Linked DNA regions of Homo sapiens: region 2 is linked to region 1. Evidence: read pairs that join two places in POLR2A ChIA-PET (ENCODE). Cell type or tissue: MCF 10A. All regions are shown on one strand. Region 1 overlaps DPH5-DT (DPH5 divergent transcript). Region 2 overlaps DPH5 (diphthamide biosynthesis 5).

The links. Peaks named below come from ENCODE experiments on the same cell type or tissue, not always from the same donor. Only the 100,000 strongest peaks of a DNase experiment are listed, where the experiment ranks them.
Region 2: POLR2A ChIA-PET joins it to region 1 with 5 read pairs; 5 of 35 experiments call an interaction of 5 or more read pairs at or near these places.

The regions. Positions count from the first base shown.
Region 1 is chr1:101,059,102-101,063,101 of GRCh38, reverse strand. The region is part of intron 1 of DPH5-DT (DPH5 divergent transcript); the gene reads right to left. Among named protein-coding and RNA genes, the nearest start is that of DPH5-DT, 35 kb to the right of the region's middle. In MCF 10A, no CTCF peak of the experiment used is centred here; no DNase peak of the experiment used is centred here.
Region 2 is chr1:101,000,455-101,004,454 of GRCh38, reverse strand. It overlaps DPH5 (diphthamide biosynthesis 5), which reads left to right. Exons shown (of 8, transcript NM_015958.3): 5 at 2,868-2,988. Among named protein-coding and RNA genes, the nearest start is that of DPH5, 23 kb to the left of the region's middle. In MCF 10A, no CTCF peak of the experiment used is centred here; DNase peaks (open chromatin) are centred at 174 and 1,674.

The DNA of each region.
Region 1 (4,000 bases):
CTTCAGCCTCCTGAGTAGCTGGGATTACAGGCACACACCACTACGCCTGGCTAATTTTTGTATTTTTAGTAGAGATGGGATTTCATCATGTTGGTCAGGCTGGTCTCAAACTCCTGACCTTGTGACCTGCCCGCCTCAGCTTCCCAAAGTGCTGGGATTACAGGTGTGAGCCACCACGCCCGACCCCATTCGTTCTTTATAAGGGACTAAGTAGCACCACATCTGAAACTTAGAGACTGTTGCCATGTTGATAAAGTTATCTTTAAAAAAAACACTTGTTTATGAAAAGGGATTCTCAGCATTTTTATAAGAGAAAAAATTAAGATATAGTTGCTATCAAAGCTGTTAAAACTGGAATACTTGCAATAAAAACTAATAAAAGCCCAGTTACTTTGGGGGGCTATATTGCAGCAAACCAAGTTGTGAAAATCAAGTTTACATATTCATTATTTATAAGTGACAGACTGAGGGAACAAATGAAACAACAAACAAGTGAGAACTATACCACTTATTAAGTACAAAAGTGAAATGAAATATACACTTTCTACTTTTGAATCAAAATTTTTGCTTAACTTATTTTTGTTTTGTAATCATTAACACCTCTATTTTTTTTCTTCTTTTTTTTTTTTTTTTTTTTTGGGGAGTGCAGTAACGCGATCTCCACTCACTGCAAGCTCCGCCTCCCAGGTTCACCCCATTCTCCTGCCTCAGCCTCTCGAGTAACTGGGAGTACAGGCATGCGCCACCACACCTGGCTATTTTTTGTACTTTTAGTAGAGACAGGGTTTCACCGTGTTAGCGAGGATGGTCTCGATCTCCTGACCTTGTGATCTGCCTGCCTCGATTTCCCAAAGTGCTGGGATTACAGGCGTGACCCACCGTGCCCGGCCCCAATCATTAAGACCTCTAAACTGCAAAAGGGATTTCCTTTTCTTTAACCCAAATCTCTACTAAACTCAATTTTTTTTTCCACTAGGCTGGGGAAACAGTATATAACTGAGTACTGACTTGGATTTTGTCAGAATCAGATAGCTGAAGTAAGAGACACATTAACAGCACGTTTCCTCATTCCTGTTTTCAGTGCTGAACAACAATTTCTATTACAGCCCAAGATTATACTAGTGTGTGACACAGAATGATCCTGCTTTTAAAACAACAATGGTAAAGTCAGAGCAGAATTAGTGTAAAGTGAATGAAACATAAGTGACAGGGCGTCTCTGCACAAGCCCCTCCCAAGGCCCAGAGAGAAACACCAGCATTATATTTAGTGATCATACACTTTTGTACAATTTGTAACAGTAAGATATATTAACTGCAATCAATTAATACCAGCGTCTCTTTTCATTATGTCTTTTCCATTACTTCTCCTCATGGTAGGTATGTTGGAGTGGCTACATGAATGTTAATATCCACCTGGCTGGGCATGGTGGCTCATGCCTGTAATCCCAGTGCTTTGGGAGGCCTAGGCAGGAGGACTGCTTGAGGCCAGGAGTTTGAGACCAGTCGAGGCAACATAGTGTTACCCCTTCTCTACAAGAAAATTTAAAAAATTAACCAGGTGTAGCGGCACACATCTGTAGTCCTAGCTACTTGAGAGACTGGGGCAGGATGATTGCTTGAACCGAGGGATTTGGGGTTACATTAAGCTATTATTGAGCTACTGCACTCTGGTCTGGATGACAGAGTGAGACCCCATTTCTAAGATAAAAAAAAAAAACAACAACAAAGATCCAGCTAAATGGAGATTGAGTTAGGTATATATTTAGCTTGGATTTAATGGGATAGGCTTATGAGGCCTGCAGAGTCTTGTATATGGTTATATTATAACTAGCCAAGAAAATTCAAGACTGGCTTCTAGCAATACTTCTATCACCCTGAGTACTGACTCATCTAGAATCATGACACAAAGATGCAGGGCCAGAGGTGGTCATGGTATATGAACAGGTCCTTTGGTGTCGGGCACTGAAAGTATGTGGTTAAGTCAAGAAAAAATGAGAGAAGTTTTCTCAAATTTGACAACAAAATCTGAAAATTTTGGAAGACATAATTAATAACATGTTTATGACTTATAAGTGAAAAAGCCATCTTCTACCAATAATAACAAAATAAGACTTCTGATTCCACACATGAAATATTACCTGCTGTTATCATCTGAATGTTCATGTTTCCCCCAAATTAATATGTTGAAACCTCATCATCCATGTTATGGTATTAGAAAGTGGGTCTTTGGTAGGTAGATTAAATCATGAAGGCTCTGCCCTCATGAATGGAACTAGTGTCCTTATAAAAGAAGTCCCGGAGAGTTGCCTCATGCCTTCCACTATGTAAGGACACAGTGAGAAGGCACCATCTATGAATTAGAAAGCAGACCTCACCAGACACCAAATCTGCTAGCACTTTGATTGTGAACTTCCCAGCCTTCAGAACTGTAGAAATACATTTGTGTTGTTTATAAACCAATCAGTTCATGGCATTTTGTTATAGCAGCCCAAACAGACTAAGACATCTGCCATGGGCATTGCACTTTCACTGTAAACAGCTAGTAAACCAGAAAAAAAATACGTAAATCAAGTTTTCAGATATATCCAAGAATCTCAATGACTCCAAGCAGAAGAAACAATGAAAACCACTCTAAGGCAAATCATAATCAAATTGCTGAAAATCAGTGATAAAGAGAACATCTTAAATGCCCAGAGGAAAAAAGACACATTATATTCAGGGGGACAAAGACAAAACCGACAGCCAATTTCTTATCAGAAGCCATGCAGACCAGAAGATAATGAAAAGACCTCTTTAAAGTGCTGAAAGGAAACAGAACAAAATAAAACTGTCAACCTACAATTCTGACCCAGTAAAAATATCTTTCAAATACATAGGGAAAACATTGACTTTTTCAGATGAATTCTTTCAAGAGAATTTATCACCAGCAGTCCAGCACACACGTTCACATGAACACACACACAAATACACATGCACGGGTACACATGTGCACGTGCACGCACACACACCCACCCAACTGTAAAAAGAAGTTCTGCAGCCAAAGAAGAATGATACCAGATAGAAATATGGACCTACAGCAAACAATGACAAGCAACAGAAATGGTAAATATGTGAATATATATAAAAAATATTTTTCTCATTTTTAATTTCTTAAAAAGATATTTATGTCTGTTTAAAGCAAATAATAATGTATTATGAGGTTGATACTACATATATAGCCTTAAAATGTGTGACATAATAAGAGCATAAAGGATAGGAGGAGTATTATAATTTAAATGTCGACTATGACAAGTTAAAGATATGTACTAAAAATAAATCAGCAACTAAAAAAAATCGTCAAATAGTAGAAATTAAATACCCAATTAATAAGTTTTTTAAAAGAGAAAAAAGGGAAAGACCAGATGAGATAAATATAAAACAAATAGATGGTAGACATAAAACAAATGGTATCAATAATTATATTAATTCTAAATGCTCTAGACACTATAATTTTAAAGTATGTCAGACTGGATTTCTGAAAAAGCAGGATCCAACTATATGCTGTTTACAAGGAATCCACCTTAAATATAGAGACAGAGATTGGTTAAAAAGAAAAGAATATAAAAAGATATACCTTGTAAATATTACTCAAAAGAAAGGCAGAGTAGCTATATTATTATCAGCTAAAATAGACTTCAGAACAAGAGATATAGTAGATATAGAGAGACATTTCACAATGATAAAGAAGTCAATTAATCAAGAAAATATAACAATCTTAAAGTACATGCATCTAATAACAGAGCTGAAAAATACATAAAGCTAAAACTAACAGAACTTGAAAGAAAAATATATAAACCTACAGTTATAGTTCGATATTCTAACACTTCTCTCTAGTAAATGAAAAAAAATCATTAAGCATGTAGATGACCTAAACAACACTATCAATCAACTTGGCCTAATTGACATATATAGAACACTCTAACTAATACAGAATATCCATTCTTTTCAAGTGCCAATGGAA
Region 2 (4,000 bases), 59 kb after region 1:
CTTTAAATTTAGATTTGCAGCAATAATGTTTTGGAGGAAAAATGATCACAGCACAAAGGCTTATATGAATATTATAGGATGGTTCAATACTTAGGCTTCTGCAATCTCAGTTCTCATCACTGTGTGACTTTGCTCTAGTATAGTTCACTGGTAAGCCCTTCGATTGTGAAACACAAAGAACTGGTTCTTTTGTTCTTTGAGGTATTGACATATGGTGAAATTGTTTGCATAATGTTCCAGGATTCACTGAAGAAGTTTGCACCACAGCTACAGGAGTGGTTACAGTTTATAAATCAGGGTCCTGGAGAGCAGTGCTTGTGTGAGGTTTTCTTTAATCTCTCAAATTAGACAATTCAAAGACACTGCTACACAAAATGCTTTAGTGTTTATATGTGACTTGCATCTCAATTCTTTCTTAAGTGGTCTGTCACTTTCTTTTTGAATGAAGAACTTATTTCCTTCCATGACTGTATTCCCATGACTCTTAAAGTATTTAAGACTCATTTAAAGTATGTATTATTGCATATATAATTTTTTTAACAGTTTTACCTTGAAGCTTTTTTATGGAATAATACTAATATTTCATAGTTTGATCTGAGATGTGAAAAATCCTTTTTAGAATGTAAACAGTTGAACTTGTCAGAATGAAATCATAAATGTAGTTTCAAGTATTTAGTAATATTTTTGAGCTTACTCCAATAAGGAAAGCAGTTGGATTAAAGCAGGACACAGCATTTTAGAACATCTTCATTATTAAAACATTATCATTATTATATCATCAAATTCCTAACACTAAGACTTTTCCATGTGCAAGGCACTACTAGGCACTCTGCATACTTTGTGTCATTTAACCCTTAAAAACCACATTTTTATGTTTACAGTTATTATACCCATTTTGTAGAAGGGTTCCTCCCAAGGATTGGGAATGTTACTTGACTTGTCCATGATTAATCATAGTAAGAACCAGTGCCATGACTGCAGAGCCTTTCTCTGCTGTATGAGACATGAGCAAGACTGCACAATCCATGAGAGCCAGAGCTGTGTTTTGCCTGTCATTTTAAACCTGTGACTAGCATAATACCTGGTACATAGTAGATGATCTGTAATAAGTATTTGTTGGCTAAGTTTGCCTCTCATCACCCAATAATAATAACAAAACCCCTCAGCAGGGCCAGGACCGATCCTGGTAGCTTGGCACAGAGTGAACATATTCCTGGCATTCCACATTGGAACTAGAAATACATTGTCACAGGGAAACCTGTCACATGTGGCAGGAAGTTTCATGACTCAATACTTGGAGTTACATGGGTCTTTGTACACTGACCTGTGAATTTGATTGCTACTGAATAGCATAACTTCTATGAGATAATATGTTTTTAGGCAGCTTTCAAATGGACTTTGGGAGTAAACCTTGTTGGTAGGTAAGATGTAGGCTGTGGCCTATGAAGAACATGATGAACCTTCCCTTTAGAACTCAAAGTCACCATTATGAGTGTTGATTATAGTTTATAGGACCTCATTATGTAAAAACTGAGAAACGTTGAGCTGCTGCTCTAGGGAATTAGGGATGAAACACCTGAATGCCCCACCTTCTCTGTTTCCTTCCTGCTTGTCTTCCCCTCATATCTTGCTGAGCCTCTGAAACTGATTTGAAAAGCCTTAGGCTACTGGAAGCAGAGGATGACTAATCCTTGCTCCAGACCAGGTTCTGCATTTTTAATTGAAGAACCCAAGGCTGAGAAAAGTGACTTCCTGAAGTCACATGGCTATTTCAGGCACACGGTTAATTTGTGGCAGAGGACTAGATGTGAGTCTAGTGCTTACCAGTTCTATTATAAATTATTTCAAGTACTATTTAAATTGAATAATTAAATCTTTATACAACTTTAGTATTCTGTTTTATATTGTCTTTGAAAATAAATGTCCTTTGCTCAGTGCTGAGATAAGAACTAATATTAACCTATTGTTTCACAGTTTGAATAACTTTTTACATGTAATATGATCCTCACAACCCTAGGAGTAGGAAAAACAGAATTTTATCACTATTCCTATTTTAGATATAAAATCTTACAGTAATATCACACAGCCAACAAGTTGCAGAGCCAGAATTCAAAAGTAGATTTTCTCACATAAGATTTGAAATTGGACTCACTTAAGTGAGCTAGTTCAGCCAGTCTGGATCAGAGAAGCCAGCTTCTTGGTTGTAGTGATGGTGAACCTGGGTGGGCCACTTGTGGGTTAAAGAGAAGGTTTGGAAAAAGGCCCTCATCCCTGAACTCTATAGTGAGGGAACAAATACAATCTTGCCAAATTAAGGGACTATAGGTTTGGAACAATGACAGGAGTGAGCATATGCTTTGTTTTCTTGAGATAGTGTGATGGAAGGGAGCATTCCCTCAGGCTAGATTTAAGTGTTTATTTTTATATTAGTTAGCTATGTGACTAGCTAAGTCAGTTGCTCTTTCTAAGCCTTGATGGTCTCATCTGTAAAATGAGAACAATATTAACCTTGTGAACCCCGCTCTGATTGCTCAGAACTCTTTTTTTTTTCTCCTGGGTTCTTTGCATTTCAGTATTTTTAGCAACTATATAGCTAAATTATGAAATTGTTACACATGTTCCTATACAGAATGCAGAAATACTAGAAACTTATTACTGAAACTTACTTACTACTAGCATCAGAAAGACACCAGCTACCATGAACCAAAGAGAAGTTCCTGTTACCTTTTTTGGTGACAGATTTGATCCCCAACCCATTTCGAGTTGGATATTCACTTTTTATTTTGGTTGTAAAATGATTAAATTCTCTCCTTATCTATGAAATAGTAGTTAATTGTTCCATCATTAATTAATGTTTTTTTTTCTAGTTATATAAGTTTGGAGAGACAGTTTCTATTGTTTTTTGGACAGACACTTGGAGACCAGAAAGCTTCTTTGACAAAGTGAAGAAGAACAGACAAAATGGCATGCACACATTATGTTTACTAGGTAAGGGTTTTGGAATTTCCTTGAAGTAACAATATGGAACTATCATACTGTTCTCATTTTGATTTTGTGTTAAGGTCTGTGGATAATTAGCTAGAGGTAAGAAAAGACACAGTCTAGCCATTCTATGCAGACCACACTCTTTCCCATGCTCTTAGAGAGACACGCATCTTCTGCTTCAAGTACCACATGGCTATTTCTGCATACACACCATAGTTACACTGCTCCCTCTTATGCCCTGCCCTAGTAGATCCTCTCCAGTATTCCATATCTTACTCATTTGTCCATCAAGGATTTACTGCAATCCAATAGACATGCACTGAGCAAGCCTTACCAAGGACCATCCTGCATCTTCCTAGGGAGGTTCTTTGAATACTGCAGTATTGATGCTATCAGATTCACAATGATAGATCTGAAAGAGACTCTGGAGATCATCTTATTGAGGCCTGTTTTACAGATGAAGTTGAGGCCCAGAATATTGAATTATTTCCCCAATGTCACCTAGTCAATTGTTGGCAGAACTGGTAGAATCAGATAGCCTTTTAATAATAGCTCATTTCACTGTACCTTCTTCCCCAAATCCTATTTCCTTTTTAGTGTGGAAAGAGCTGGGATCACTGTCTTTGTTTTCCAAGATAATAGTACTGAGTTTCAGAAAGCCATGGTGTTTTCTTTCTAGCAGAGGCACTGAAATTTTACCGATTCACATTTGCTAATCAGCCCCTATTCTAGTAGCATATGTTGTAGAAAGAAATACTGGTATCAAAGACTTAATCTGTGACTAAACAGAACACAGCTAACTGACATTTTTGATGACTTTGCAATGATACTTCTACTTGGAATCAGAAGACAAAATCCCAGTGCTACTACTTACTAGTTAGAGAGTACTGTAAACATTCCTTAGCCTTCATATTTATCAAATAGGAATAATTCCTCCTACTTCATGGAGTTATATAGAGCAGTACTTCTCAGACTATTTGTGGTAAAGAACCATGGTTGGGTTGTTTAAAACATA